4 separate regions of the Mus musculus genome follow, and all the other regions are linked to region 1. Evidence: chromatin loops called from intact Hi-C (ENCODE). Cell type or tissue: heart. All regions are shown on one strand.

Region 1 (8,000 bases):
GAGGCCCATGCATCCTACCAAGACTTTGCACAGAGGTCCAAAAGCTGAGCTGTTCACACAGTCCCACTGAACGCCAGCACCCTTACCTCACCTCTGCCTGCTGTTTCCTTAACTCCACCCTCCCCGATCTGCTGTTCAAATCTGAATGGGAGGTGTATGTAGAGGGGCAAGTCAAATATTCAAAATAAAGTATTAAGCTGCATCTTCCAAGAGAATCCAATGCAGCCTCCTGGCTTCATACACTCACACTGAGGTCTGGGGTCATACAGTCAGAAGTTTGTAGTGAGGATCTTACCCTAGTGTGTAAACTGGCCAGAGAAAAAGGGCACACTGCAGGAATAGGAGGCCAAAGCATCTAGTTCCTACCACCTCCAGCTGCCTCACCTCTTTGTGCAGAAGCTGACAACAGCCTGGTGTCTCAGTGGCTCTATTTCTCTTGCATACGCAGGGTGTACAACACTTTTGATATCTGCATGACATCACCCAAGAAAACACATCTGTTTTACTGCAGACTGACAGCAGAAACCCTACGTCCCTGAGGCTTAGAATCCCCAGGTTTCCTTCTGTGGACCCTTCAAAGATGAGGGTTCTCTCCATCTTTCAGCACAAGTGGCTTTGGTTCTGATAAATACCACACACGGCATGACTTGCCATCATCCCAGGTACCTCCCCCAGAATACTAAGACCTCCGGGACAGCCAGCTTTTCTACTCCAGTACCTCCAGAATCCTGTGAGGTATCTGGAACCAAACAAAGTTCCCATAAACACTAGCTCAGATGGAATCACTGAAATACAACCCTGACCACCAAAGTAACCAAAGAAGTGGTGAATTCCAGACTTCCCAGTGATGTGCGATGTTGGTTATCCATTAAGCACATCAAGACCTGAGTGAATAAAAATGAGTGGTTTTGGAGATGAAGAGCAGAAAAGTGTTAACATATCATTTTGGTGTTGTTCCCCAGGGCTAATAGTTTTGCATTAAAGCTAAGGAATTGAATAGAATAATGTCTAAGATCACTTTTAGCATGTAGACAAGGAGGTCACACTGGTCTCTTTACATCTACTCACAGAAGCCTCTTAGACACTACTATAAATGCACAGTCAGGAGTCAGACCTCATCTCTCAAACCCAGTATTGAGAACTGCTGGCAAAAACTTGACCTAGTGAAAGACAGGAAGTCACTCTGTCAGTGAGAGGGGAGGAGCCTGGGGTAGCACTCCAGTCTCCCCAAGTGGACTAGTTCTGAGGCAGAATCCGAGCAAACCTAAAGGAGGTGGGTACTGTCTTTACGAAGAGGTTTTGCTGTATGCCAGGTGCCTACCAGCAGAGAGCCACAGCTTCTTATTTTGCAGAGAATGAAACAGAGACCCAGGACCCAGAATAGCTTGGGTGGCACGTTGCAAAGCAATTGAGCCTTGGCACTGAGACTCAAAGACAGGCTCTGATGGGGCTCATGTCTATGTTCTTCTGACCGAATTAGAACAGACATGCTCTCGGGTTCTCAAGCCAGTGATGAGGAATGCAGTTTCCATGTGGGTCATGCAACTGATCCAAAAGGGCCTGAGAGTCTGATTCTAGAATTCACGCTAACCAGGCCACCTCTCCGTGCACAAAGCAGTCACTGGGAAGTAATCACTCTAGAAGTACCCCCTGCCAGTTGTTTCACTTCCCCATTTTCATTAACTTACAATCAGCTGAAGTTCAAAGAATACTACGTAGAAAGTTCTAGAACTTTTAAACTGATAAGTTTTGAAGCAACTTGTATTGCTGATTGTTGTTATAATTGCTCTGTTTCATTGCTAGTTATCATTAACCTTTTAACTTTGCTCAATATAAAATCTGGACTTTGTCATAGCACCCCATATTAGCTAGGATCTCGAGTATTTACTGGGGACCTTGGGAAATACCTCTGGAGAAGAGACCATTGTACAAAGACAAGCTGACTGGTAGACATTACATTTTTTCTGTTTTGTTTGCTTTATGGAGACCGGGAATGGCTTAGGATGAAAGCTAAGGTTCAGCTTCTACAAAGTAAAGCTCTGTCCAAACACAGACCCCTTGAGTCAGCAATTCCAGCCAGGTAAAATTGATAGGGGTAGGTATCAAAGGCACACATCTGGAGGCTCCTTCCTGGAGAGGTCTGCCTGACCCTTGTTTATAGAATAGAGTTCCGACAAGACAGGCTGCTTGGTAGGAGGAGAGAGGGACATTTACTTGTCACAAACTCACACTGAGGATCCGGGACATCCTTTTCTTTTAGGCCCATCCACAAACTACTTCCCCAAGGGGAAGGAAGACTCAAGAACCTGTAACATTAGTGACAGCCAACTGTTCAGAGGCCCCAACCTCAGGAGGAGCATGGGAAGGGTGCTGGTAGCCTGCACCTGAAGAATGAACTCAGAGCCATCTACAAATAGCTCAGAAAAAGTCAGCTCGTGCTCACTGCTCCAGAGCCCAAAAAGAGTGGTGCTCACACTCCCGAAGAAACCCCTGTGGTCACGTCAAGCAACACTTCCTGTTTTCTAGCCCCAGATCTGGTCAAAGCCAGTGTGGGGAAGGCCCCGCTAAGTCCAGGCTGTGGCTTTGCTGGCCAGCATGACCTGAACGAAAAAGGCAGGGAAAGGAAATGTCAGAAAGGACAGGGAAGAAGTCCTCTATCCATCCTTTTATTCTTTAGTTGGCTTCTGTTCACGTACATGTATATACACAAGCATATTTTCGAGCCTGTTTGCCCAGTATATGTCTACACACAGTTATACATAATATCTGTTCTTCAGGACTCTTTGGAGTCCGTAGGAATGGCTCCGCTTTACAGATATGGAAGCTGTGGTTTTCAGAGGCTAAGTCATATGTTCAAAGCGAAGTTCTTCATCTTACACCCAATTTTAGGCACACACAGGAGACACAGATGGAGAATTTTAGTTTTTTTTTTTTCTTTCTTTTAGCCAATCATGAAAGTTCAGAAAATGACTAGGCTTTGGTGTTTGGGACAGGAAGGGGAAGTGCAGAGGCGCAGGGGCCCAACCCAGTGGCTTTGGTCACCCTTTCTCACAGCTTAGTTTAACCGCTCTATCCAAAGCAGCCGACAGGGGGCAATGCATCCCTCTTTTTCAAACCTGGGGGCGCTCTGGGCCATCATCCAAGAAAGAAAACCTAGGGACACCGCCCGCAGTTTCCAGAACTGCACACTCTGGTTTAGCAGGGTGGGTGCTCAGCGCTCTCCTGGAAGTCACTGGATGAATTTTAATTTAGTAGCAATCGTGGAAAGGGACAAGGGGCGTCCGGACTCGGGACGCCTTCTAGAGGCCCTTTTAGTGCGCACAGTGTTAGCATCAACTACAAGTCAGAAGCGGTGGCAGAGATCGTCCCCTGATCCTAGCAGTCTTTCTGCTGGGGAGCGCCCCTCACCTGCAGCAGGAAGGCGTGGGCGCTCCATCTCACCACAAGTCCATGGAAGCGTGGGGACCCGAGACAGTGGTAAACTGGGAGAGGACAGGCTTTACCCATTAAACACAGAGAAAGTCTGGCAAATGCCTGATGTAGCAACTGTGCGAGCTTGTTCCTGTCCTGGGGGGTGGGGGGTGGGGGAGGGTCACTAGTGTCTCCGGGAGTCAATCAGCTTCCGAGATGGCTTGACCATCCCAACTCCCACCCACTCGCACGCTTTTGGGCGCGCACATGTCTCTCATGGAGCGCGCCACCAATTCCTGCTGGAGGAAGAAGCTGGCTAGGACCCTTGTGCAAAAGGCTGGAGAAACTCCAGGTTCCAGCAGATGGATGGAGGTTCGGGCACCTTTTCTGAGACTCCACGGTGAAGCAAGGCGAAGGGCCCCACGCTTTACCTGTACTACGAGGCAGGCACCGGGAGACTTAATCCCCTTCTCGAGTTCAGCCGCGCTGCCTCCCGCAAGGTCACACTCAAACACCCACGCGTAGAAAAACGAGGGCTGAAAGTTGCTTGCGCAAAGGTCCGAATCCCGAGCTAATAGTACTCCAACCAAGTCGCTTTGTCCGGTGTCACCATTGCCCACCCCGTGCACATATCAAAGCAGCAGACCATGCCCTGCGCAGGTCACACTACAGAGATGCAGACTTTGCTAACTTTTGTCCCATTATTTCTTGGCAGCTGCGGCGCCTAACGGGTTTGGAGCAGATTCCAAGTTTAGACTTTCCACCGCCACGCTCACTTTGACCACCCTCATCTACCCACTTTCTGACACACCGCTTTTTGCTGTGCTGTCCTAAGCTCCAACTTCTCCCCGAGATCCGAAACGGGGCGGTATTAGAGGTGTCCCGGGGACCAACAGCCTCCTCCCGGGTCCGCGCCTGCCCACAGCTGATCGGGAGACTCCATCCGGACACTGTCCAGACCTCTGGTCTGGAAAACCAACGCTTTCCAAGCGTCCCCAGTGTCCCAGCCCGAGACCTCCGCTTCTCTAGAGAGTGGGGACAATCTGCGCCTGATGGAGTCTCCTACCCGCGGCCCGGGCGGGGATCCACTGCGGTGCTGGGCGCAATGTCACCACGGCCGCTCCGGGAGCCACTGCTACAACTGCCATAGGCTCTTCACTGAGCTCCGGCAGGCTCCTCCAGTAAGTGCCAAAGAGCCTGGAGCCCCAGAGCTGGAGTCTCCTCCCTGACCCGCAGGTAGAAGACCACCGTGGCGGAGACAGAGATCTCTCTCCTTGTGTCTCCCTCTTGGCGCCTAGGGTCTTTGGTCCCATTTCTACTGTTACACCTTTCTAGTCCCTTTCCCACCCCTTCTGTGCCCGGGTCGGGACGATCACCTCAGTACTCAGAGAACACAAGCAACATTTCTCCAGCCCCAACTCGCGAGGGGGCGCCGTCCCTGGGGCACCGGGACAGGGACCAGCTGGGTGCGTACTTACCAAAGCCAGAGACACTCCGGACTTTGGGGGCACTGAAGAGGTTCAGAGAGGTATCTAAGGAGATGTGTTCAGGATACTTACCCAGCCAGCTCAAACCTCACGCTCCTTCTCTGCCTCCTCCTCTCTCCTCCCTCCGGTTTAGGGCTCTTTGTCTTTGCAAAGTGTCGAAAGTGTCTGGCATAGTGGGCTCCGCCGGCAGAGGTTAGCGCCGGAGAAAAGGGAGGCGGGGTGAGGATGGGAGCCGCCTCTGGAACACCTTCCCCCGGGTGTAACGGGAGTGAGAGGCGGGGCGTCCGGGGAGGAGTCGCTTTCGCCCGCCCGGTCCCAGCCGTGACTCCGGCGCGCCCAGCACGGCTCTTCGGCTCTAGGTTCCTCCCCTTCCTCCGCCCAGCGCCCGCCCCTTGGCGCTCGGGCGCCCCCCTCCGCCCCTCCTGCCGGCCTCAGCTCGGCTTTCCTCTAGCTTGGGGCTTCCTGCAAGCTCAATATAGCTCAGCCAAGCCACGTGGACAGCAGCGGGCTGGGTGGAGGCCGGACCCGTCTGAGAGACGCCGGAGGAGGCAGCGCGGGAACAATATCACTGCCTCAAGAGAGGGATCTGCGGGAACAGCTGGCGAGGCTAGGGAAGAACTCCCGAGAGGCTCGAAGCCCGTGGGGTCAACCCGAGGGACGAGGCGTTGGGCGTGCACCGAGAGGATGTGGCTGGCGGTGCCCAGAAGAGCCCCATTCAGGGTCGCAGTGGAGAGAGAGGGCGATCAGGCAAAGCCACCGCTTTTTCTGAGGGCGTGGGACTCGAGGTGGGATTTAGGTAGGCTTGGGGAGGGGCACCGCGGGGTTAGGGATTGCGGTGTCTGTGCAGCCAGGACTGGGAGCCGCAGAGCAGGTCACTATAAGCATCCACATCCCCGCCCTTCCCGTCTACTCCGCCGAGGGCCTTTCCTTTGCGGATGGATAGACAGCTTCGCAGACCAGCGCTAAGCAAAGGCTGATAGTGGGAATCAGAGTTAGAAAGGTCCCCAAGGCAGCCTGGGGATGGGGATTTGGTTTAGGTTAGGGTAGAAGTTTTTCTGTTTTAATAGGGAAGTGAGGGTACGGAATTTAACGTGTGTGGGTCGTAGATCATAAATGGTGGATTTAAAAGGCATTTCTAAGATCTGGTTTGTCAGTGGGTATCCTCTCACTGGAACTATCTCATCTACAACTTTTCCGTGGAATGTTAAGAGGAAAGACGGTGTGCGCAGGAGTCTCTCCGTTTTCAGTTCTGGAGACTTCTGGGGACAAGCCTTTGCAGTGGGGGAGGCCAGAGCTGCCTGGCTGTTTACTCACTAGAATGAGGCTGTAATGTTGGGGCGAATTTGCGGCACTTCTCCATTACGGTGTGATCTTGGGCTCTTTGGGCCATATCCACTGTTTCCTAGGTTTGTGTTTCCACGTACTCCCTTGCAAAGGGCCCTGGTCCCAGCGTTCGTTTGCTTGGGTTGTTGTACTGAGCAAGTGGATACAGGGCTCTTGAAACTGCCCTTGGCATCTAAGAGCTCACTCAATCCAAGCCAGCTTGTGGAAGGAGGAAGGAGTGGGTTTCAACTCTGCTTCTGGACTGCCTAGATAGGGTTGGTACACTGTGTAAGTTCCGAGGAAGTAGAAGAGAAATTGTTAAAAGGGAAGAAGTGGAGGACAAAGAAACAACAAACTACCAGAAAAGGAAGGAAAAGAACAGAAACCTCTAAGTTATAATTTGTGTGTGCGGGGTAAGGGAGAAGTATTGCCAAGACTCTTCCAGTTAAACCTCACTGGGGTCTGATCTGCCACTGGGCTGTCCCTCACCAGGATATGAGAGGAGGGGGTCTCCAAGGTGTTCTATGACCTGTGCTGAGTAGTTTTCTCTGCTGTTCTAGGTTGGTTTGGGTTTCCATGCTAGAAACGAGGTGAGGTCCTTGTCACTGGGCGCATCTCTATGAGCTGTGTTCTCTCTGAGAAGCTGTTCAAACTGCAGCGCCTGGCATTCTTTTGTGTGTATGTGAGAGGAAGGCAGAGATCCCATCCCCATCGGCTACTGTCCTCCCTAGCACAACATCTTGCAGCCCTATCTAGTGTGAGCCACTTAGATCCTTGGTCCCCACAGATACAGTTTGGAGCAGGAACATACTCACACTGTGGTGACTTTCAGTAGAATACAAGTTAAATGGTCACCTAACTGGACCTCAGGGTTAAAGAAAAGAGCCCTGTGGTTTGCAAGCCTGTATCTGCTGCCCATGTGCCTCTTGATTTGATGAGGCTTACTGTAGCTGAGGAACACTGTGCCTTGCTTCCCGCTGACTGGAGTCCTCTCCCTGTAGTCCAGAAGCTAGTAAGGGAGTGCTGGATGAATTAATTGTAGTGTTCTGGCAAGGAGGCAGAGTGCATAGGGAATCACTTAGGGAGATGGAAAAATACTATATGAATGGAAGGCTGCTATTATAATCTAATGGATTCTGTAGAGGGAAGGTTAGATTAGGCAAATGAATAGCCCCAGGTCATCCAGCTGGTTACACTTATATTGCTGAGAGCCCACACCAGCTCTGTGTCCACCCCAGAGTCTTAGTGGGGTCTCTGGATGACTCTGAAAAGGACTCTGGTGAGCTCTGATGAGTGTATATAAACCGTCACCTTCCCTACATAAAATGAACCTACTTCTAGTAAGAAAATGTAGGTGGAACTTTTAAAAATCCACCTACTCCCTGCCTGTTAACAAAACACATTCCTTTCTAGGTTTAACAGGGCAGGTCTCCATATCCTTCCCTGCCTTCCCTTCTGCTATTTATTTATTTATTTATTTATTTATTCATTCATTCATTCATGCATTCATTCATTCAGTGACATTCCATGCAAGCAGCACTTTTGACACACTGGACCATATTCAGAGGCAAGGGAAACAGGCTGAACGTCAGGGAAGGATGTATGCATTTCTTTTTGTCACCCTGATCATGTCTCCCAACATGCCCTGCTGGGAAACAACTGGAAGTAGTCATTACTGGGAGTGCCTGCACAGCGGGTCTCCTGGGGAGCCCTGACATGGATTTAGTGCACACTGCTGCCTCCCCATGAGTTCAGAGCACAGCAAAGCTATCTTACTGA
Region 2 (8,000 bases), 900 kb after region 1:
CCAGGACACTGGGCAGTGGGAACAACAGCTCTCCCACCAAGCCATGCCACTCCCAGAAGTCACAGGGAACCGAGCATTCATGAGGGATAATTAGAACATAATCCAGCGTTGCGGGGCGAATTAAAATGTGTTCCAATCTTCAAAGTGTGCAGATCTCAGGGTTCTGCATTTGGAACGTTTCAAAGCTTCCTGGAATCTATCTTCATTTGGTGCCCAAGCTCTGGAGAAAGATGATAAACAGGCCTGCAGTGAGACAGCCAATTAACAAGCCAGGGTTTATAGAAAAACCAGGCAGGATTCTTTGCTTCCGTGCAGGTGGCACACTGACTGGAATATGTGGGTATGTGGTGTGTGTTTGGTATGAAATGGGATGTATGTATACATTTTGTGTGCAGTGTGGTCTATGTGCACAGTGTGGTATGTGTCCTGTGAGAGAAGTGCATTGGTTTTGTGTATGTGGTTATCTACTTTGTATGTATATGGTGTTTTACTATGGTATTCAAGCATGACGTGGAAACTGCCCTCTTGAAATCAGAGCAATTATGATTGCACCTATGAAATTGTAACAAAATTGTAGCCATGAAGATTCTTTCTGGATGGGCAGGGAAACTGTCACCAGGTGCACTGGGCTACACAGGAGGCACAGGCAGTTAACAGGCAATGGAGGAAGGGAGTCTGTTGAGCGGCAAAGCTTCCCACACTCCTTACTGTTGCTTCTGTGCCCTAATAAACCCACTGGTTCTCTGAGTTAGACTTGGCTGGAACTATTTCTCTGTTCCATCCTCATTGTCCCCTCAGGTGGCTTATTCCAGGAAAAGCCACACAACATAATGCTATGTGGGTTTGTGTTGTATGGGGATATCTGTGTAGTGCACGGCATGAATGTGTGTAACTGGATTATAATGTTTTGTATTTTGGATGTGTGGATCATGGTGTGTGTGTGTGGTGTGGTGTGTGTTTTCTAGTGTTCACGGGGGATGTAGCAGGACATATGTCAGGGGTGGGGGTAATATATGTGAAGCACATCTGGGAACTTTGCAGGTATGGTGTGTACGTGTCTCCAAACTGAGTGACCCTGGTTCAGGATCCTCTCTGAGTCCACCTTAAGTCATGGGGTTAGAAGGAATAGTAGTTGTAGGGGATGGTATGGAGGTGAAGGGAGGGAAGGGACAGATTTGGACTTCCTGCATGCACAGCCAATCCAGGACTTCTTGACACGTGGAGAGATACTGAGTCCCACATTTCCTAGATTTTCATAGGAATCTTCCCATGCTCCCCTCCCTCTTTTCTCATCTCCGTCCTGCTGAGTTCTTTTCCACTTGGGCATGGCATGGTTCTCCTGCGATGAACTCTTGGCAGCCTCAGGTCTCTGTGCATGCCACGTCCTTCATCCAGTTGGATCCTGAACTACTACATCAAGGAGATTTCTCTGGACTATCTGATATGCTGAGAAGGCTTTACCTCACTCTCCAGGACAAGTTGTGCTCCTCATTCTCACCCCATTTTTCCTAATACCTTTTATGTAGCACTTGGATTTTTTCACTTCCCAGTAATCCATCTGTCCTGAACGTCAGGGAGCTAGGATAAGAGTTAGATGGAGGTGTATCTCCTGTACATGCTGAAGATTCAGGACAGAAAGGGGTTCTTGGTAAATCCTGCAAGGGATTGTGTACTTGTCTGGATAAGAGGGATACATCACCCACATACTCCGGGAGCAGGCAATGCCTTACCTGTGGAAAACCAGGACTGCATAGCTAAGAGAGGACAAGATCAAAGTCGTTTGTGCTGAGTTTGTTTATGATGCCAGAGACAGGAAAGAGATAGCCCCAGGAGACCAGAGTCAGGAAAGGTTTCCAGGACAAAGGCTTTGTAGCAGGGCAGGACACCTAACTATGGAAACACACTGGAGGTTTGTATTGATTCTTCAGCATGGGCCATGATTCATACTCCACAGTAATGGGACCCAGAGGTTTAGAGCATCTATTGGTGAGCACCAGGGATGACCTAACTGGGCTCAGGGCGGCAACACAGGGCCCAGAACTTGTGTATTTCTCTGCACTTTCCAGGAGGGACAGCTGAATCAAATAGAGCTCCCATAGCTGGCTGGGGCTGAAAGAATTAATTGCATTTTGCAAGCTCAAGGAAGATCATCCAACTTAATTAAGATTGGCCCATCAAGGGACCATCCATCAGGGGCTGATGCAGCCGGGAGGGAGGGAAGCTTAGCAAGGTGAGAGAAAGGAAACCCAGTGAGGAGAAGCTGCTGTACGGAAGAAGGATCCACTATAGAAGGGTGCTCAGGAGGGACACAGACCTCCATATCTGTGGCCAGGGGGAACAGAGAACAGGGCTACTTGATCCACAGACAATACCTCCGCCTCACCTTGCTTCAATCATTCAACCCCTTTTTCTTTTTTTTTATTAGATATTTTCTTCATTTACATTTCAAATGCTATCCCATAAGTCCCTTATACCTCCCCCCCCCGCCCTACTACCCAACCCACCCACTCCTTCTTCCTGGCCCTGGCATTCCCCTGTACTGGGGCATATGATCTTCACAAGACCAAGGGACTCTCCTCCCAATAATGGCTGATTAGGCCATCTTCTGCTACATATGCAGCTAGAGACACGGACACATTCAACCCTTTTAGTGTTTCAGCACTTTGGTTACAGGATATTCCCCTTCTACCACTGTCTTATTTTCCTCAGAGCACCATTAAAGGAATTAGAAGCCACTAAAGCAGATATGACTGACTCATTCATAATAATAATAAATAATAATAATAATAATAATAATAATAATAATAAAAACAAATTATCAGGATGTCTATATACTCTACTTTCCTTCCTCAAGCAGGAAATGGATACCTAGACATAAGGGCAACCCTCAGGGGCCTGGGGCAGCTCCAGAGTACAACTCTTCTCTCCCATTCTTCAAGCAGGGAGGACTGGCATCTTCAACCAATGGCACCAGGGGGTTCTTGTTGAAAGGTACCTAGGTAAAAACTGTGTCAGATTTTTGACAGTGAAAGTTCTTGGCTGTTGGAAATACAAAAAAAAACCATGAATATATCTGCAGCTTTTAACGATCTGACCCTGTAGACCCAAGTGTCTAGGACAGGGTCAACAAACTATTATTTGTGGGCCAAAGTTGGGCCATCTCCAACATTTATAAATAAAGTTGTGTTGGAATGCAATTGAGCTTACTCATTGACACAGCTGCTTTTATGTTAGAGTGGCATAGAGGAGTGGTTGCAGCAGAGACAGTGTTGCTTACAGAATTTAACGTCTGGCTGGCTCTTTATAGGAAAGTATTTGTTGGTCTCTATAGGACTGCAGTGGCCCAAGGCTCTATCAGGAGTCCTTCCAGCTCCACAAGACCCAAAATACTATCTTAGAGCAGACCATGTAGATATATGTCAAATAGTGAGCATACATACTATATATAGCTACAGCCTACATACTAGCTGGCAAGCTCTACAGTAGTTATACTTAATCATTGCCTTAGCCCTACAGAGTGAAAACACTCATTTCTGAGCAAGCGAACTGAAGGTCTTTGTAGTAAAGAAATACATCTCAGGCTACAAAGTTGTAACCTGCGAAGAGAAACTCAGTCCCGAGGAGACTTTTTAGGGTCACTCATGGTCCATAGCATAATTGGGGAAAAGATTCAAGACTTCTGGCTTGAATTCTCAGTCTATCTCAGTGGGATGGCCTTTGGTCCTCGCAGTGGGATTCATTAAGGTTGTGCTCTGCATCATAGGAGGCCCTAGAAAGATCTGAGCTCTTATCTCCATCTGTATAATGAATGACCACAAATGCCTGAGTGCCTCCACTTTCCAGAGGAAGACACTGAAGCCCAGCCAATAAAAGGCTTACTGCCAGGAAGGCTCAAGCAGGAATGTAGGACTTCTAGGATCCCAAGTCCTTTTCTTATACACCAGGCTGCAGGCTGAAATGGAGTTGCTCTAGAGGCAGAGAATGGCTCTACCTCCTCTCACTCTCCTGGACACTCAAGAGGTCCTCTATACTAGTAGTCTGCAAACACCAGCCTGGGGTTTGTCAGCTTGGACCAACCAAGGGAATTCTAGCTCCCCCTACTGGTGGCCCATTGTCTCAGACAATGGCATTCCTCCTTTGCACTTCTGTGCCCCTTGGACCACATACATATCCATCTCCAAGTTGTACCTTCAGATGCTAGAAGAGTATGGGAGGGGAGCTGGAACTGGACACACCACTGTGAACATCATTGCTCGGTTCTCAGCTTAAATCTCAATCTCTCTCTCCCTCTCCCTCCCCCTCCCCCTCTCTTCTTCTGTCCTCTGTTTCCTCTCTCTCTGCCTCTACCTCCTTCTCAACCCCTTTCTCATGACTCAAAATAAACTTCATAGATCTGTCATATGACTGGTACCTCGGGGTTCACATCCTCCCACCCTCCTTTCACATCATATCATGTTTTGCCAAACATATCAGTAGGTCTTTGCCTTTCACTAGGACTCCCAAAGAACTCAATCATATGTGAGGGGACTTCTTGGCAGCATACTGGCTTCCACAAGTGGGGTATTCTTCTCTCCCATTAGCCTGTAACATCCTCCAGGGATAAGAGTGGGAGGTCTAGGGTTGGGTACAACAAACTTAACCTTCTATTCAACCAGAATCCTGTCCTCCAGAGAGGTCAAACATTGTCTAGGTGAACTGAATGTAGACAAGAGAGTACATGCTGGGTTCTTCTCATCTTTCTGTCCAGCCTCCCACAGACAAGGTCAGTGCTAATTGGGTGCAAGTATAAGGCACTTAACACATTCCCCACCTAAGGGTTTCTGGTTCACAGCATCCCACTCATACAAGTTCACCTACCTGAAATTACGTTCACTAAATATGTCCAGTTCTAGAGTGTAGATTCAGTCACTGAAAGAGCCAGCTCATTTGGAGGATCGCCCTTTGTGGACCAACACACAGTCGGCTCCTATGAAAACTTCCCAGGGGTGAAGGGATGGCCTTAGATTTGCCAATATTCCAACAAAATTATTGCTCACTGCAAAGGCAGTTTGGGGTGAGTTATGACATCATGGAGGACCAGAACAGACATCTAGATCAACGGTGTCCTCAACTATGGATGGATGCTTTCCTTTTGCAGGCCATGGAGGCTCCTGATGCCCAACTTACACTAACAGAATAGTTGTGTCTCTGCGGAGGACCACAGTGAAAGGGGCTGGTCCTTGCTGCAGGGGTGGCTTCCTAAAGTCTCCTTCTGAGTCCCTCCTGTCCTGTTCTAACAGTAGGTGGTAAGGTCAGCAGCCGCAAGAACTGAAGGCAACAAGAAGATGACATAGCAGGGACAAGCCTTACCCAAACCCTCATTGCGGGTACATAGCTCTCAATGGAAGCACCTACTTGCTCTCATCATGGGATATGTCCCCTGTTTTCTGAGCCTGTTTGCACACATATAACACAGATTGCTCCACCATCCCACACTTTGATATGGTATGTTCATTCACATTGCTTTTCATATCTCTGTCTCTCTGTCTTTGTCTTTCCCCCCCTGCCCCTCCCTGCATGCCCAAGCATGTCTGCATGTTGGGGGTGACTTGATGAACTTTGCATGTTTCCCATCTCTGCAACTGGTTTGGGAGCACTCCAGAATTTGAAATGCTGATGAAATGATGGTATTAGAAGGGGGTGATGATGCGCCACTATGTTCATAGCAGCCTTATTTATAATAGCCAGAAGCTGGAAAGAACCCAGATGTCCCTCTACAGAGGAATGGATACAGAAAATGTGGTACATTTACACAATGGAGTACTACTCGGCTACTAAAAACAATGAATTTATGAAATTCTTGGGCAAATGGATGTATCTGGAAGATATCATCCTGAGTGAGGTAACCCAGTCACAAAAGAAGTCACTTGATCTACACTCAGTGATAAGTGGATATTAGCCCAGAAACTTAGAATACCCAAGATACAATTTGCAAAACACAAGAAAATCAAGTATCTAACGTGTGGATACTTCATTCCTCCTTAGAATAGGGAACAAAATACCCAATGAAAGGAGTTACAGAGACAAAATTTGGAGCTAAGAGGAAAGGATGGACCATCCAGAGACTGCCCCACCTGTGGATCCATCTAATAATCAGCCACCAAACCCAGACACTATTGCATATGCCAGCAATATTTTGCTGAAGGAACCCTGATATAGCTGTCTCTTGTGAGACTAGGCCGGTGCCTGGCAAACACAGAAGTGGATGCTCACAGTCAGCTATTGGATGGAACACAGGGCCCCCAGTGGAGGAGCTAGAGAAAGTACCCAAGGAGCTAAAGGGGTCTGCAACCCTATAGGTGGAACAACAATATGAACTAACTAGTACCCCGGAGCTCTTGACTCTAGCTGCATATGTATCAGAAGATGGCCTAGTTGGCCATCATTGGAAAGAGAGACCCCTTGGTCTTGCAAACTTTATATGCCTCAGTTCAGGGGAACGCCAGGGCCAAGAAGTGGGGGTGGGTGGGTAGGGGAGCAGGGCAGGGGGGGAGGGTATAGAGGACTTTCGGGATAGCATTGGAAATGTAAATAAAGAAAATATCTAATAAAAGAAAAAAAAGAAGGTGGCGATGAGCTCCTTGAGTCTATGCCCACACGGACTGGGAGGGTCAATGTTCTCTAGAAAAGCCATGAAGAGAGCCTAGTCATCGTCCCACCACGTATACAATTTGAAGGCACTACCTATGAACATAGGGCTTGCCATCAAATGTGTTAGCTTCCTGTCACTGTAACCTGAGATAAGAACTTGGCTACCAGCTTTGGGGCTCCAACATCCAATCAACTGACCCACGGCTCCATGCCTGCAGTGTGGCAGCAAGCACTTCAATCAGAGAGCAAAGGAAAACTGTGTGTGTTGTGGCCGGGGAGAAAAACAGAAATCAAGGAATGGACTGTATAGTTTTATCCCGGGGGGGGGGGGTTTGCCAGGTGGTCCACCCCTTGCCAGCCCCCTTGGGGCAGGGCTACTGTTTGAGCTAAGGACCTGTGACTCACAGATCTGACTGAGAATCCTTGGGAGTGATGTGTAGAAGCAAATATCATGACCAAGATCTGGGTGGCAAGTACTACTACTGTCCTCTACCCTGTTCTCCCAGGGGACTGTGGTCTGGCATAGCCTCCTCGGTCCCCCTAGACCTTGCTGTTCCTTTTTGTCTGCTTTGTGGTAGTTAATACACTAAGCTGTCATTGCCTTCTTAGCCTGCAGGAAGTGTAGCAACGGTGATCTACCACAAGCCACCGAAGCTCTAAATTACGGCAGGAATGGGGACAGTGACTGATTAGAATTTTTTAAAATCAAACCCAAACATGTCCCTGTCACAGCTAAGAAAGGGGCTGGGTTGACTTCAAAATAATTTACCTGGAAATTTTTGTGGTCCATAGTAGGTTAAGCCCCCTCAGCAACCCCCCCCCCTTTTTTTTCTTCTCCAGCAAAATATTAGCCACTGAATTGATTCTCAAAGACATCCCTCTAGGACCTAAAATTATTACCACGGGGAAGAGATTGATGTAGCCCCAGGGTGCTTTCAGGGACAGCAGGGACAATTCACTGGAAAATTTTCAAAGGGTCATGGCAGGGGGAGAGCTTAGTACCACATGGTCTTTCTGCTCCTGCCTTGACAGGCAGATCCAGAGAGCAAGGAGAAAGTCATCAGCGACAAAAGCTAATGAATTTTAAATAGCTAGTACAAGAAAAATTAATTTGCTAAATTAGTCTCGTAGATACAGGTTAAAAAACGAGTCACTGTCACCTCAAAGGCATGAAACACAGATCAGCACAGCTCAGTCATCAGCCAGGTGAAAGATGATACCCACAGCTTAGCCCAGCCCTGAGAGGCCAGAGTTACCCTCTGCTCTGCACTTGGTGAGGTCATGGAGCATCTCTCAACGGGTTTCCCATGCTCTTGTTTTTTTAAAATAGTTTTTTGAAATTAAAATCTAATTACATAATATTCCCCCTT
Region 3 (8,000 bases), 1.0 Mb after region 1:
TGCTGTTCTCTCTCAGATTCTCATTCCCATATAACTCTGCTATTCTGCCATGAGTGCCCTCCCTCCCTTCCTCCTCCTCCTCTCCCTCCTCCTCCTCCTTCCTCCCCCTCAGCCCTCCCTTTGCCTCTCCTTGGCTACAATAAAAACCTTCCCCTCAAGCACACTCTGGAGTGGTTGGCTACGTTCTCCATTTATAAATCTGGTGCTGAAAGCCTCAGTTTATATACACTTGCATCTCAGCTCAGTAAAGCCCAGTGGCAAGAGCAGCACTACAGGCACCCCAGCCCTGGCCTCTCACACTGGAATAGAGCAAGCAGCCCCCTGAAACCAGGCAGCAACACGACCATCTATTTGCTGCCACTGCCTCTGTCATGTTCCAGCAGGCCTCTACTGCATAGTCCTAAGAGCATGCAGCTTCCAGTTGCCTCCAAGATATGGGCAGAGCCTTCCTTCCTAAAGTAGTGGTTCAAAATCTTCTGGGGCAGGATTTAGTGGGTATCCTAGATCCTTGAAAAGGTGCCTAAGCATCCTTTGTTCCAAAGGCAGGCAAAAGAGTCAAGATCCACAGTGCAGGACACTGCCTCCTAAAGACTGTGACCCTTATAGCAAGAGCTGGATCCTGGGAGTTTCAGAGATCGAGACCCAACTCTTCACTTCCACATGCACTCTCCACCCAGACTTAAGACATTTCTCAAGTCTAGAAGACCCTCCATTTCTTAACCCAAGGGAGGAGAAGACACTTGCCCCAGCATCCAGTGGTAGAAGGAGGCAGACATATAGTGCCTTGCCTAGTGGCTTGCTCAGTTGGGCACGAGAAGACAGCAGTGCCAGGCTTTCTAATCCCTCCACCTACATTTGTGGAATTGCACTAAGAGTGAGAAGTTCAGGCCTCCATCACCTCTGGAAGTAGGCAAATGGAAACCTTCCCTGTCTAATCTTCCAGGCCCATGGAAGCTTCCCTAAATACCCTATAGCTTCCCACAGGTTCACAGCTCTAGGTGTTCAATTCCCTCCTTCTCCAGGCAACACCAAGAATGAATGGGAAGGCTGTATAAAGAATCAGAAGCCTGTGCATCCACAGACCCTCTCCCTCCCCGGCACTGCCTCTGCTGTAGGCACTGTACTCACAGTCAGAAAAGTACAAAATAGCTGGCTAAGGGGGCCAAGAAGACTTTGCAGGAGGCAAACACTGAAATAATCTAGGGAACACTTTCTAGCAAGAAATGCAAAGAGGAAGTGGACTGTGACAAATAGTCCAGTCCCAGACCATGGTAAGACAGGCCAGGCACATCAGTGGTGGGGATGGTTGGACATGGGAGACACTTGAGCAAGAAGCACAGAGCACTCTATGCTCTGCACACTCTGGACAGGTTCTTAGGTCCAGAAGCAGAATCAGACAGTGACTGGTGTAAAGCCAACATAACCTCTACATGGACATGACAAAAGACCAGGGGTCCAGGGGCAGTCATAGGTCAAAAATCCAGAAGTTGCTAAAGGACAGGTCAGCAGAGCTCCACTCAGGTGGAGTGGCCTGAGCCATGCCCTATGCCTATGGGCAGAATCTGGCACAGTTCTGTGATGAGCAGAAGAGAAGGGCATTAGAGAAGACTAGGCAGGTAGAGCGGGAAGGCAGGAGGGCTGCAGCAACTGAATCCCAGGGGAAAGAACCATGCAGGGCCACAGCACTATGTAGCAGCGAGCTCTCGGATCAAAATATTTCATCCATCAGAGAAGCTCCCTAAGACAGAAAGAAACATCTCAAACTGCTTCAGGAAGTCCCTACAATTATCCAGATTCAAGAGCCCACACCCACCCTTCCAGCCTGCTGAGAGTCACTCTCAGACAAGCCAAGACAAGGGTTCACCCAGAAGAGTCTTAGTCAAGCCCACATGCTGCAGCAGAAACCAGCCAGCTGCCTGGAAGAGGTCTAGACCACCTGAGCCACCTGGAAAGGACTCTCCAACCCGCTGAGCGGCCTGCAGGCTGTACAGTGTGCTCCAGGTTTTCTACTTTTATGAGGTGGGCTTTGGTGGTGCAGCTCTGGCTTTGAGTCATTTCTGCTCCTATAAGTAACCGGAATAAAACTTACTGGTTCACCAAGTTGGACTTTGTTGGTATCCAAACTTTGGTCTCCCTATCTAGGGTGAGTTGGTGTGTGTGTGTTGTGTCTGTATAGGAAAAAGTCTGACATACAACACACATCCTTACTACATGGTGCCCAAGGCTGAGCTCAGTCGGATGCCTACTGGTGTCTCTTCCCGGAGGAACTCTAGGCAGTCCAAGCATGACAAACAGGGCTCTGGCAGGCTTTGCCCTTCTCCCTCATTCTCTTTGCCTTGCTAAAAACTATTAGATTGGATTCCCAAAGCCTGTTCCCTTCTTTGGCCCCTTCTTCCTCCTGAGGCTAACTACCAAGGTCCAGCTCTCAGAGTACTGAAGTAATCAAAAGCCCCTTTGGCTCACCTAATTAGCATGCCCAGTTAAAATTAAACACCTCATCCTAACTCAGGGGCTCCCTTTTACGTTTATAAACTGCCGTTTGCCTATGGGCCACATCAGTATCCTCTATCCAGAGGCAGTCCTTTGTCCTCTAAGACAAATACTCCTTCCTTCTCTCCCCTGGTCTTGTCCCCTTCTCCCTCTTCTTCCATCTCCTGCCTTTGTCTCTTATTCTCTGTCCTTTGTTCCTCTGGGCAAACAGATCTCCTTTGTGCTGAGGACAGTCTTGGGGTGTCCTAGTCTGCTATCTTTTCCTAATGTTCCCTGAGTTGTTAGGAGGGGGAAAAAAAAAGCAACGAAAAGGCAGCAAAAAGAAACAGAGCCATCACTCACTTTCCCAAGGAGAAATGTGTGCTGGTCAGAAGGCCACCTGCAGACTCTCAAATGCAACTCAGAACTATCCTCATCAAGTGTCCAGCAACTGTCACAAGCAACTGTGTCATAAGGCACAGAGCTGAAGGAAGTACAGTCGAAAACTCCAGGAGAACACAGTGTGTCTTCAAGAAGACCTGGAAACTACTGTGTGTTCTTCCATAGGAATGTTTAACAAGAGCAGTGGGGAGTTTCACAGTTCTCTTTTCAGGGAATGACCCCAGTAATAGGAAACTTTGGGGGCTCAGAAGCCACTTTCACAAGCTTCACATATTGATTTCTGCAGGCTGAAAAATGTTTTTCAAAAACACCAGCTGTTCCTCATCACAACAGGGGAAAAAACTCTTTTCCCAGTTCCTCTTACTATTGAAATGCAGAATAAAATAAATAAATGTTGGATACATATTCTAAATGTTATTTTAACTTGCCAGGGTTCAGAGGAGAGAGAGAAAACACTTATTTTGCTTTCATCTAATTGTTTTAACAAGCTCTGGAGTCAAGGTCAATTTCTGAAATGTCACTGAAGTGCTCTTTACAGTGCATGTGCTGGAAGAATTATGTGACTATTTTCCGATTGTAATGTTGTGCTTGGTAGCCTAGGGAGCACCGTGCAGTATGTTGAGCTCAGCCCGAGGCAGCTGGGCATAAGGGCACTTCTACAGACTTGAGAGGCGTCCACCCAGACCAGAGGTGGGGAAAACAACGAGGCTCTACCTTCCCGTTAGGTATCTGTGAAATTGAAGACCTTTTAGGCCACGGGGATCAGTGACGGATGAGGATGTTTTCCACGGGGCTTATTACTATGTATACTGATAATCCTGTGAGGAGGACGGTGCCTGCCTGCCTTGCTACAGTCACTGCCTAATTATCACAGAATGTACTGCCAACAGTACGAAGCTTGCAGAGGAACTTTGATTTCTTACTAAGGTACAGGAAACCCTCCCTGCCAGAGGCCTGGGGAAAGAGTGTGCTCTGTCCCCCTAAGGCAGAGATAACAGGGATTTCTAAGGCAGGAATGTGGTAGCTCAGGACACAGCCTGAAAGAGCAGATCTTGCTCCTTACCTCCCCCCAACGGGGACACTGGATAAACACCTTGGCTAGACTTAAATTCCTCAGGGACTAAATTAGAAAAGGAGCTTAAATGCCCAGTTCTTTTTTAACCAATCTTACAGAAACACATACTGTGTTGTTCAGTTTACACAGCATTCTCAGAATGACAAAATCACAGATTTGGAGACTAGATCAGTGGGCAAGTGTTGGGAGACCAATGTGGGTAAAAGAGCAGCAACAGGTGAGCTTTGAGGGAACAGGGCAACTCTGCCACCTGCTGGCAATATGGCTGACAAATCTATACAGGCAACAAGTGACTGAACCACAGGGCACACTGGGAATCTTGATACTCCTTGGCTCTGTGTGAGGGGTGGGGACATGGGGCCGTTTTGCACTGTCTTTGCAACTCCAAAGCACAATGTTTAATTTTAAGGGGTTTTTAGACTTTGAATTGCAAGACCCTATCTTCTCTGTAGACCTTATATTTTTAAATAATTCATTAACTAAATAATATTTATTAAGAATTTCTTTACATTAATGTATTGGTTTTGTGTGTGTGTGTGTGTGTGTCCTTACTTCTCAAGTTATGGAGAAATACAATTTCCAAATTATAACTTTAAAATATGTAGACTGAATGAAAGCACACCAGAAACAAAAATATACAGAAGTATATTTTCATCATTGGAGGACATGATGACAGTTGTCTACGCTAGTATAAAAAAGAGTAGAAAAGAAATGCAAAAGACATTAGAGAGTAAATGATAAACTGTGGGAAATAATTTAAGTACATAGGACAGTCCAGATGCAGAGTGAGTTAATCATATGAATGAGGACTACCCCAGCCATCTACGAACACAAATAGCCAATAACCTAGCCATGTACATAGAGAATCCATTCCTCATGAGTGGCCACAGATTGAAAGTTTTAAAGCCTGCTTTGCATGAGAACAGCAGGATAACTACTGACTCAGTGGAGGCCAAGAGGACAAAGGCAAGGTGGACACAGTCTCAGCTGGAAGGGAGCAGGGAGACCTGAGGTGGCAGGTCATTCTGACAACAGCCACATGTGCTGAAATGTAAAGCGGTCCTTCTTCACCCCCAAACCATGTGATGAGGCCTGTACCGAAGTCAAAATAACATGCAAAGACTAATGATAAAACTGCATGTTAAATACTACATTAAAACAGTACTAGCCTGGTGGTGGTGGCACACGCCTTTAATCCCAGCACTTGGGAGGCAGAGGCAGGCAGATTTCTGAGTTCGAGGCCAGCCTGGTTCTACAAAGTGAGTTCCAGGACAGGCAAGGCTATACAGAGAAACCCTGTCTCAAAAACAAGCAAAGAAACAAAAACAAACAAACAAAAAACAGTACTAATGCCCCGGGACTATAGAACTATGCAAAAATGTCATATGGCTTTTAAAAATGACAACAGTTGACATTTGCTAATTGTTTGGGGTTGTGACACCTAGCAAAACAGTCACAAGTATCATATACAGGCTGTCAATATTTTTCAAAATGGAAGTAGTAGTGATACATTCCTTTAATTCCAGCAGTACAGAGGCTTACAAAAAACAGATCTCGAACAACAATATGAACTAACCAGTACCCTGGAGCTCTTGACTCTAGCTGCATATGTATCAAAAGATGGCCTAGTCGGCCATCACTGGAAAGAGAGGCCCATTGGACATGCAAACTTTATATGCCCCAGTACAGGGGAACGCCAAGGCCAAAAAGGGGGAGTGGGTGGGTAGGGGAGTGGGGGTGGGTGGCTATGGGGGACTTTTGGTATCACATAGGAAATGTAAATGAGCTAAATACCCAATAAAAAATGGAAAAAAAAAAACAGATCTCTTTGAATTCAAGGCTACCCTGGTCTACATAGCTATCTCCAGGCCAGTCAGAACTATCATCACATTGAGCAATCTTCTCTCCTAAGGCATACCACCTACTATGTCTTTCTCTTGAGGTTGACAACTAAATGAGACACTCACGGAACACTGAGAATCACCCTGGCAATAGAAGAGGTACTGGGAAACAGATTGTTTGATAGTGAAAAAAATACAGTTTTAAAATGTATACCTGGAAACATACTGTTTTATAAGCTTACTTAACATACTTATACACACACGCACACACAGGACAGAACACTGTCAATAGAACAAAATGGCAGCCTACAGATTGGGAAAGGATTTTCACAAACCCTACATCTGACAGAGAGCTAATATCCAAAATTTATAAAGAACTTGAGACAACAACAACCAAAATAACTCAATTTAAAAATGGGGTACAAAGCTAAACAGAGAATTGTCAACAGAGGAAAATCTCAGGTGGCTGAGAAACACTTAAATAAATGTTCAAAGTATTTAGTCATCAGGGAAATACAAACCAAAACAACTCTGAGATTCCATCTTACACCTGTCGGAATGGCTAAGACCAAAAACTCATGTAATAGCATATGGTGTAGAGGATGTGGAACAAGGGGAACACTCCTCCATTGCTGGTGGGAGTACAAACTTGTACAACCACATTCGAAACCAATTTGGCAGTTTCTCAGAAAACTGGAAATAGTTCTACCTCAAAACCCAGCTATACCATTCCTGAACATATACCCAAAAGATGTCTCACCATCCCACAAGGATATGTGCTCCAGTATGTTCATAGCAGCCTTATTCGTAATATCCAGAAAGTGGAGACAATCTAAGATACCCCTCAACTGAAGAATACATTTTAAAAATATGATACATCTGCACAATGGAATAGTATTCAGCTATTAAAAAACAACCATCATTAATTTTGTAGGCAAATGGATTAGACTTAAGGCCATTCGATAAGAGGGAATGCCTGATACTGTACACCTGGCTACTTATCCCTTGCTTGAGAGCTTACAGACCCTAAAGGAGAAACCACTACGACCATGTCCCTAAATCAATATATCTTCTTGCTATATTCTATACACTTGTTTTTATATCCATGGGAAAGTGTAGCTCTCACCCCTCATCAAAGAAGCTTCATTTTGCAGCAGTTGGAGGCTGCTATTGAGATGTACAACTGATCAAAAATGCAAAGAACAAGTGACCTTGAGGTGCTCACCCTCAGTTACATATCTACAGTACAACTATAGAAGATGGGGACGAAATAAGGGATGGGAAGAGGCAAAGGACCAGGATGCCTGCTGCAAGCAGTATCTTTTAGACATGATAGACATGCCGCACCTGTGAAATCTCAAAACTACGGTTGCCTAAAACAACATTCATAATTACCATACCAGGTGACGAGCCAAGAGGATGGTGGAAATGTTCCAAGCCTCACTCCTAAGTGAAGAGCTATAGGCAGTTAGGAAACATTTAGAGGGGGAAAATCAACTTTCTCCAGAGACCTCCAAATAGCTTATCCAGTCTCAAGTGGTCAGCCCCAAACCTATATATATGTATATATGGGTATATATATATATGTATATATATATATATATATATACACACACACACACATATATATACATACACACACACACACACACACACACACAAACACAAATACCACGTGTACATGTATATAACAATAATAATTATACAAGATGAGGGCATGAGCCCCAAGACAGAGGTGAGGGAAGAGTTGAAAAAGAGAGAAGGAAGTGTAAAAATGATGCAAATATCATATACTCATGTATGAAATTCTCAAAACAATAAAAAGTTGTAAAGATATGGCTCAGCGGTTACAAGCATACACTTCTTCCAGAACACGACATCAGTTCCCAGTGCCCATGTGCGACAGCTCACAACTACCTGTCACCCCAGCTGCAGAAGATCCCATGACCTCTTCTGTCTCCAATGGGCACCCACATACATGTGGCAAGTATTCACAGACACAGGGATACACACACACACACACACACACACACACCAGGTACACAGTCACATATAAACAGGAATAAAATTTTTAAAACTCTAAAAGTGTATCTGCTAGACTGTAAACTGCAAGGAGATCTCAGAAGAGTCCTGACAAGATGTATTGGGCCAAGGGTGGAGTAAGGTCTTTCCTCCTGGGCAGTGTCACAGGCATATTACCTGTACTCATAGAG
Region 4 (8,000 bases), 87 kb after region 1:
TTTTTCTGCATCTAACGAGATGATCATGTGGTTTTTGTCTCTGAGTTTGTTTATATAATGGATTACATTGATGGATTTTCGTATATTAAACCATCCCTGCATCCCTGGAATAAAACCTACTTGGTCAGGATGGATGATTGCTTTAATGTGTTCTTGGATTCGGTTAGCGAGAATTTTATTAAGAATTTTTGCATCGATGTTCATAAGAGAAATTGGTCTGAAGTTCTCTATCTATGCCTGACCTAAAGCTTTACTACAGAGCAATTGTGATAAAAACTGCATGGTACTGGTATAGAGACAGACAAGTGGACCAATGGAATAGAATTGAAGACCCAGAAATGAACCCACACACCTATGGTCACTTGATCTTCGACAAGGGAGCCAAAACCATCCAGTGGAAGAAAGACAGCATTTTCAACAATTGGTGCTGGCACAACTGGTTGTTATCATGTAGAAGAATGCAAATCGATCCATACTTATCTCCTTGTACTAAGGTCAAATCTAAGTGGATCAAGGAACTTCACATAAAACCAGAGACACTGAAACTTATAGAGGAGAAAGTGGGGAAAAGCCTTGAAGATATGGGCACAGGGGAAAATTTCCTGAACAGAACAGCAATGGCTTGTGCTGTAAGATCGAGAATTGACAAATGGGACCTAATGAAACTCCAAAGTTTCTGCAAGGCAAAAGACACTGTCTATAAGACAAAAAGACCACCAACAGACTGGGAAAGGATCTTTACCTATCCTAAATCAGATAGGGGACTAATATCCAACATATATAAAGAACTCAAGAAGGTGGACCTCAGAAAATCAAATAACCCCCTTAAAAAATGGGGCTCAGAACTGAACAAAGAATTCTCACCTGAGGAATACCGAATGGCAGAGAAGCACCTGAAAAAATGTTCAACATCCTTAATCATCAGGGAAATACAAATCAAAACAACCCTGAGATTCCACCTCACACCAGTGAGAATGGCTAAGATCAAAAATTCAGGTGACAGCAGATGCTGGCGAGGATGTGGCGAAAGAGGAACACTCCTCCATTGTTGGTGGGATTGCAGGCTTGTACAACCACTCTGGAAATCAGTCTGGCGGTTCCTCAGAAAATTGGACATAGTACTACCGGAGGATCCAGCAATACCTCTCCTGGGCATATATCCAGAAGAAGCCCCAACTGGTAAGAAGGACACATGCTCCACTATGTTCATAGCAGCCTTATTTATAATAGCCAGAAACTGGAAAGAACCCAGATGCCCCTCAACAGAGGAATGGATACAGAAAATGTGGTACATCTACACAATGGAGTACTACTCAGCTATTAAAAAGAATGAATTTATGAAATTCCTAGCCAAATGGATGGACCTGGAGAGCATCATCCTGAGTGAGGTAACACAATCACAAAGGAACTCACACAATATGTACTCACTGATAAGTGGATACTAGCCCAAAACCTAGGATACCCACGATATAAGATACAATTTCCTAAACACATGAAACTCAAGAAAAATGAAGACTGAAGTGTGGACACTATGCCCCTCCTTAGAAGTGGGAACAAAACACCCATGGAAGGAGTTACAGAAACAAAGTATGGAGCTGAGATGAAAGGATGGACCATGTAGAGACTGCCATAGCCAGGGATCCACCCCATAATCAGCTTCCAAATGCTGACACCATTGCATACACTAGCAAGATTTTACTGAAAGGACCCAGGTGTAGCTGTCTCTTGTGAGACTATGCCGGGGCCTAGCAAACACAGAAGTGGATGCTCACAGTCAGCTAATGGATGGATCACAGGGCTCCCAATGGAGGAGCTAGAGAAAGTACCCAAGGAGCTAAAGGGATCTTCAACCCTATAGGTGGAACAACATTATGAACTAACCAGTACCCCTGAGCTCTTGACTCTAGCTGCATATGTATCAAAAGATGGCCTAGTCGGCCATCACTGGAAAGAGAGGCCCATTGGACACGCAGACTTTGTGTGCCCCGGTACAGGGGAACGCCAGGGCCAAAGGGGGGGAGTGGGTGGGTAGGGGAGTGGGGGTGGGTGGGTAAGGGGGACTTTTGGTATAGCATTGGAAATGTAAATGAGCTAAATACCTAATAAAAAATGGAAAAAAAATGTTAAAGAACAGGCGAGTCAACCTGAAACTTCACACTGAGCAAAAAATCCTTTCTAATTGAGGGGGGTGGTGGATAAAATTTAAAAGAGAGATTTGTTTAAATGTCTATTTTAGTAGAGTCTCTGGGCTGGTAGTGTATTGGCAGATTGGCAGGACAGGTGGGATATTTCAGTGCAGATGTTGTTGAATCATGAGAGCCTGAATCATGGCAGCTACTGCAGGAACAAGGGAAGGGGAGTGTGGCCTGCTGGGAGCTCTCTGCTGAGCCATCGAACCTATTTTCCATAGCACAAATTGTATCTTATTTCCCTCTGATTCTCAAGGATGTAAGATAAGCCCAATTGTGGCTTTTTACAACTGTCGTTTCAAGGGATGGTTGAAGACACTTGTCACTAAACCTGACAACCTGACTTTAATCCCTGGGACACACATGGCAGAAGGAGAGAACTGACTCCCCAAAGCTGCTCTTTAACCTCCATGCCTGCACTTTGTATATGCATATCCATACATAAACATATCACATGCATGTGAACATGTGCGCGTGCACACACACTATATATTTAAATATATATTCTTTATGTATAATATAGCATATGTTTAATGTATATTTAAAATTTTAAAATGTACTTTCAATTTTATCATCCTTTACTGTTTTTTTGTTCATATCTCTCAGTTATACTAGGTACTAGCTTCACTTTGGAATCATAATGTTTGTTTTGAAACTTCATTCATGTAGTAAAGAAAGAATAAATGAGCTAATCTTTTTGTCTAGCCTTTGTGTTTCTCTCCTTGATAGCCTGAATTCATCTTTAAACAAATGAATGGAGTTGGACACTAGCCTAGTGTTTAAATAAGCATAATTTATAAATATAAATTAGCTTTTTACTTTGTAGTAAATAGCTGTAAATGAGGTAAGCCCCTACTCTTTAAACAATAGAAACTTCCAAGATTTAGGTGACACACATAGGACTGCTGAATTAAAGTAATTAAAATCATTTTGGCAACAATTGGAATGATACTTCCCAGATTAAGGTGGCTATGAACCAATGCAGTGACTCATTGGTTCACCATAAAAAGATACCGAGAATCAACAGCAGCAATTTGTGGAGCCTTAAGGTCTAGATTAAAAAAAAAAACACACACCATAGTTTTCCCTGATTCTTCTAGATCCTTCTAGATAGAACCCACAACGTGGGTCTCTTGATTCTGTCACACTGTGTATATATCTTGTGGTTCAGCCTCAAACTCAGCTCTTCTGCTCGTTTTGACTTTAGTGGAGAATTCTAATAACTGGCAGATGTCCCATCTTTGTAATTCACACACTTAGGTCCTTCTTCCTATCTAGGTCTTACTTTGCATTGTAATCCCTGTCTGTGTGCTCACACATTGTAAACGCAATGGGAGAAAGAGTCTCCATCACAGTCATGCTGATTACCAGTGCCTCTTAGAAATCCTGACCTAATGGGCTCAATTTGAAATGATCATATGAGTCCACGCCCTCCCAGATCCTCAACTTTTATTATAACATGCACAGTACTTGGTGTGCAGTCATCGTTCAAGAAACATTCAAATAGATGTTCTGGGTAAAAGCAAGGTTCTTGTGTGCCTATGTATAAATGGCCCATGATGTAGCTAGTGATAAATAAAAGAAAAATCAGCTCTAGTTGGAAACACAGTAGAAGACTGGGGTATTTAGTACATGGTTAAAGAGGGAGCTCTAGGGAAAACAGATAGCCTGGTATCGCAGTGCATCTTGCAGGAAAGTGTGCTGTAAGGACTTGGGAGCAGTTCTGTGCCATTGCAACACAGGATGTGCGGTGTCTGAGGATGGGGTCAGATGAAAGCTGTGGCTTCTGAAGCTGGATGAGAAAAGTGAGTCTATTTCATCCTTTTCTCTTGTCTGAGTACAGAGGGAAGACAATTACCCTGGGCATGCACATATATTTAGTGTCATTATATGCATTACAATGCTGTATATATTGTTTAATTGATATAGCAATGTAATGAGAGAATTTACATGATATGGTTTAGATGCAAAATGTACCCCTATAGGCTTCTATGTGTGAATGCTTGGGTCCCAGCTGGCAGTACTGTTCTGGGAAGCTTGTGGAAACTCTGGGAGATGGGGGTCTAGGTGGAGGAAGTGAGTTAGGAGAGGGGCTAGATTTTTATAGCTGGGCACCTTGCTTTCTCACATAAGGAGAGTCTCAACTGGACAGTCTGACAAGGATACTTGTTACCATGTGCCTTTCTCATCATCATGGGCTGTATCCACTCAAACTGTGACCCAAAATAAATCCTTCCTCCCTTAAGATGCTCGATTGTCAGGTATTTGATTACAGAGATGAAAAAAAATAGTTAATAAAATATATTTTTGTAGAGGGGAAACTGAGTCTCTTGAAGCCAAAATAAGTTGCTGAGGTCGACCCAGTTAGGCAGTAGTAGCAGGAGGATTTGGACATATCTCAATGAGAGACAGGTATTCTCTGTCTTACACAACAGTCCCATTACACAACAGCACAGTACAAAGAAGCTGCCCTCTGTACCTATATCTCTTAGTGATATCTGTTTATGGTTCTTATTTGAATGGGTAAATAATTTTTATAAAATTATAACTATGTTAGCATTGGTTGTTATTGAATGCTTGGTTAAATAGCATACAAATACAGTCTCCTAATCATTTTTATTTGACTTGGGTGTAATAATTGCCTTGATTTTTATAGTTTCTTTCCTGCTGGTCACATGTTCGCTATGAGTATTTGCACCTTCTGCTTATGTGCCTGTCACCTAAGCTGCTGGCTCTTTTTTGGTCACTGGAAATCAATCTTCTCACTTCCTCACCCTGACTCAAGATGACAACCCCAGGGTCTTACTAAGGCAACTTTTCCTGAGCAGGATCCTCTGCCTCTCAGATCCTGGGTCCTTTCTAGTTCTTCATTCCATGACATGCTTCACCATCACGTTTCTATGAGAGGACATGAAGAAGGTGATTTTAACTTATTTTTTATAATCCTTTTGTTTTTGTTTTGCTTTGGCAAGTCTGAAGCTGTTTTTCATTTTCTTTGGGTGTTGACGGGAAGTATGTTTCTAGATGGGAAAACACACTGGGGATTGGTCCAAACACTAGCCATTTAATCCTCCCTTCTTTAGACTTTCCTGTAATTCAAAGTGAGGAAATTAAAAATGCATTCCACAGGCTTCCAGCCACAGTGCAGTCCTATGTTCTCTCGCCGGTTTCTCCTGCCGTAAAGAAATATGAAACTGGAAAAAAAATCTACAAGGTTACTGTGTTCAGGCAGTGAGTAACAGGCAATGTATTTCTGCAGTGCTCAGAGAAGAAAGCCTCCTGAAGTGGGTCTCATGATCAACAACGTTGTTCCAGCACAGTCTCTGACTGTGATGCTGAGTTAGACTCCAAGCAGAACAGGTAACCTGCGTGAGCCAAGAAGATAGCAGAGGTGAAAACTCTAGGCAGATAGCATCTCAGGGCTGGGAAATGGAGAGGAGGAGCCTGTGTAGAAAGGAGTTTCTATAAGTTGACAGGGAATCACAGAGATTCTGTTGTGGATCCCTACCTGCACAGGGGCCAATCTGCCATGCTTGTCATACAGCATCTTGTGTAATGTTGAGAGCAACATAGATACTACAGGCCAGGCAGTGATCAGGGAAGTAAGTGAAGGGCTCAGAACCTTGATGTTCTCTGCCAGAGTAGAATGTCTCAGCACTCCATCATCTAGCTGAGATGTCAGAAAGCCCACTAAGAGAGAGGAGCCATGTGGCCCATCCTAACCATAGGTCCACGAGGAGAATAAATTGAAGTTTGTACTCTGAGACATGATTGGAGCTTAGAGAGCATATTAAGTTTTCCACAGACTTAACAGAATAATGTGTTTAAAATAATTTTATTGGCACATTTTTATTATGTATGATGATGGGTTTCATAAAAACATTTAATTGTATCGTGCACAGGGATTGTGCATAATCTACCCTTTCCTTCATTCTCCTGCTAGGTTCCTTCTGTATCCCAGACAACCTCTCTCTCATTAACGTACTAATCTCATTTCTGCTTTCATGCTCTCTCTCTCTCTCTCTCTCTCTCTCTCTCTCTCCCTCCTCTCCCTCTCTCTCCATATATGTGTTTTGTGTATACAAATATTTAAAAAATTACTTTGTATCTGTATAAACTCTAGGCTATATAAAAGAAAGAAAAATGATATTAATTTTTATGTTTGCTTTATTTCCCATAATACCACTATCCCTTTTTGCATTCATTTTCCAGCAAATGACATAAATTATTCTTCTTTATTCTTAAGAATGTACTAAACCAAGGTTCTAAAACAATGATATGAAATAAAAACTCATATAATGTCTTTTCTACAATGATCAGCATTAAATAAATATATGACTAGCCATTGGGCTAAAATATGACCAGATCAGAGCTGGAGAGCACTTACTGGTCTTTCAGAGGTCTGAGTTCATTTCCCAGCACCTATGTTGGATGCAACACTAGCTATAGTGGGATCCAACATCTCTGGCATACCCAAGTACCTGAACTTACATACCCAAACACAGATACACATACTTAGATATAAGTTAAACATAATGAAAATAAATCTTAAAATATAAATAGACACAAAGAAGAAAGGAGATAGGATGTATAGAATAAACAGTTGCCAAATCAGGCAACCGTCAAAATAGAATAATACCTGGGGAGCCATATCCAGTGGCATTACAACTGGATGGATGAAAACTAGAGATAAGGAAGAGGTTTTCAAGGAAACCAGAAGAAAACAAAGTGGTCCACATAGCAGATACACATAAGGCTACTGCTAAATTTTTATCAGAAACAGCAGAGGCCAGGAGGTAACTCCAGACTTGTAAGTGAGAAAAACAGTAACTAAACTGTGAATCTGTATCCAACAGAGTCTGTTCAAACATGGTGAAATACAGATTGATGTCATAAGTTATATGTCATTTTGGTGACACTCTGTGGTCACTACCCAAAACGCTACAGTAAATTCTTCAAGGTAAAATGATAGAAATCTAGATGTGCAAGGGAAATGAAAATTAGCAGAGGTAACAAATACAGGATTATGCCTTAGCTCTTATAATTCTCATGGAAGATAAGTGGCTAAAATGCAAGTGTATATACAGTTAAAGATAAATGCATGCCAATGAATTTTCTTTTTTTTTTTTTTTTTTTTTTTTTTTTTTTTTTTTTCCATTTTTTATTAGGTATTTAGCTCATTTACATTTCCAATGCTATACCAAAAGTCCCCCTTACCCACCCACCCCCACTCCCCTACCCACCCACTCCCCCCCTTTGGCCCTGGCGTTCCCCTGTACCGGGGCACACAAAGTCTGCGTGTCCAATGGGCCTCTCTTTCCAGTGATGGCCGACTAGGCCATCTTTTGATACATATGCAGCTAGAGTCAAGAGCTCAGGGGTACTGGTTAGTTCATAATGTTGTTCCACCTATAGGGTTGAAGATCCCTTTAGCTCCTTGGGTACTTTCTCTAGCTCCTCCATTGGGAGCCCTGTGATCCATCCATTAGCTGACTGTGAGCATCCACTTCTGTGTTTGCTAGGCCCCGGCATAGTCTCACAAGAGACAGCTACGTCTGGGTCCTTTCAGTAAAATCTTGCTAGTGTATGCAATGGTGTCAGCATTTGGAAGCTGATTATGGGGTGGATCCCTGGATATGGCAGTCTCTACATGGTCCATCCTTTCATCTCAGCTCCATACTTTGTTTCTGTAACTCCTTCCATGGGTGTTTTGTTCCCACTTCTAAGGAGGGGCCTAGTGTCCACACTTCAGTCTTCATTTTTCTTGAGTTTCATGTGTTTAGGAAATTGTATCTTATATCGTGGGTATCC

What was found. Hi-C counts contacts between places; a loop is a spot of excess contacts. Peaks named below come from ENCODE experiments on the same cell type or tissue, not always from the same donor. Only the 100,000 strongest peaks of a DNase experiment are listed, where the experiment ranks them.
Region 2: it touches region 1 in a loop (9-fold over the local background); 8 of 42 quality-filtered maps call a loop at or near these places.
Region 3: it touches region 1 in a loop (10-fold over the local background); 9 of 42 quality-filtered maps call a loop at or near these places.
Region 4: a loop joins it to region 1, with 2.6 times the contacts of the local background. A loop is called at or near these places in 4 of 42 quality-filtered maps.

What each region holds. Positions count from the first base shown.
Region 1 is chr15:67,171,662-67,179,661 of GRCm38, forward strand. St3gal1 (ST3 beta-galactoside alpha-2,3-sialyltransferase 1) reads right to left here and starts at 5,221. Exons shown (of 9, transcript NM_009177.4): 1 at 4,971-5,221. Gm31400 (a long non-coding RNA gene) reads left to right here. Exons shown (of 2, transcript XR_384162.3): 2 at 1-220. In heart, CTCF peaks have their summits at 3,097, 3,297, 4,845 and 5,347; DNase peaks (open chromatin) are centred at 2,590, 3,090, 3,900, 5,230 and 4 weaker places; H3K4me3 peaks cover 4,948 bases; H3K27ac peaks cover 6,163 bases.
Region 2 is chr15:68,073,493-68,081,492 of GRCm38, forward strand. No RefSeq gene overlaps it. Among named protein-coding and RNA genes, the nearest start is that of Zfat, 180 kb to the right of the region's middle. In heart, a CTCF peak has its summit at 4,103 (motif pointing left); no DNase peak of the experiment used is centred here; H3K27me3 peaks cover 239 bases.
Region 3 is chr15:68,201,102-68,209,101 of GRCm38, forward strand. All of the region lies in intron 3 of Zfat (zinc finger and AT hook domain containing), which reads right to left. Among named protein-coding and RNA genes, the nearest start is that of Zfat, 54 kb to the right of the region's middle. In heart, a CTCF peak has its summit at 4,203 (motif pointing left); no DNase peak of the experiment used is centred here.
Region 4 is chr15:67,258,547-67,266,546 of GRCm38, forward strand. The region is part of intron 4 of 1700012I11Rik (RIKEN cDNA 1700012I11 gene); the gene reads left to right. Among named protein-coding and RNA genes, the nearest start is that of 1700012I11Rik, 36 kb to the left of the region's middle. In heart, no CTCF peak of the experiment used is centred here; no DNase peak of the experiment used is centred here.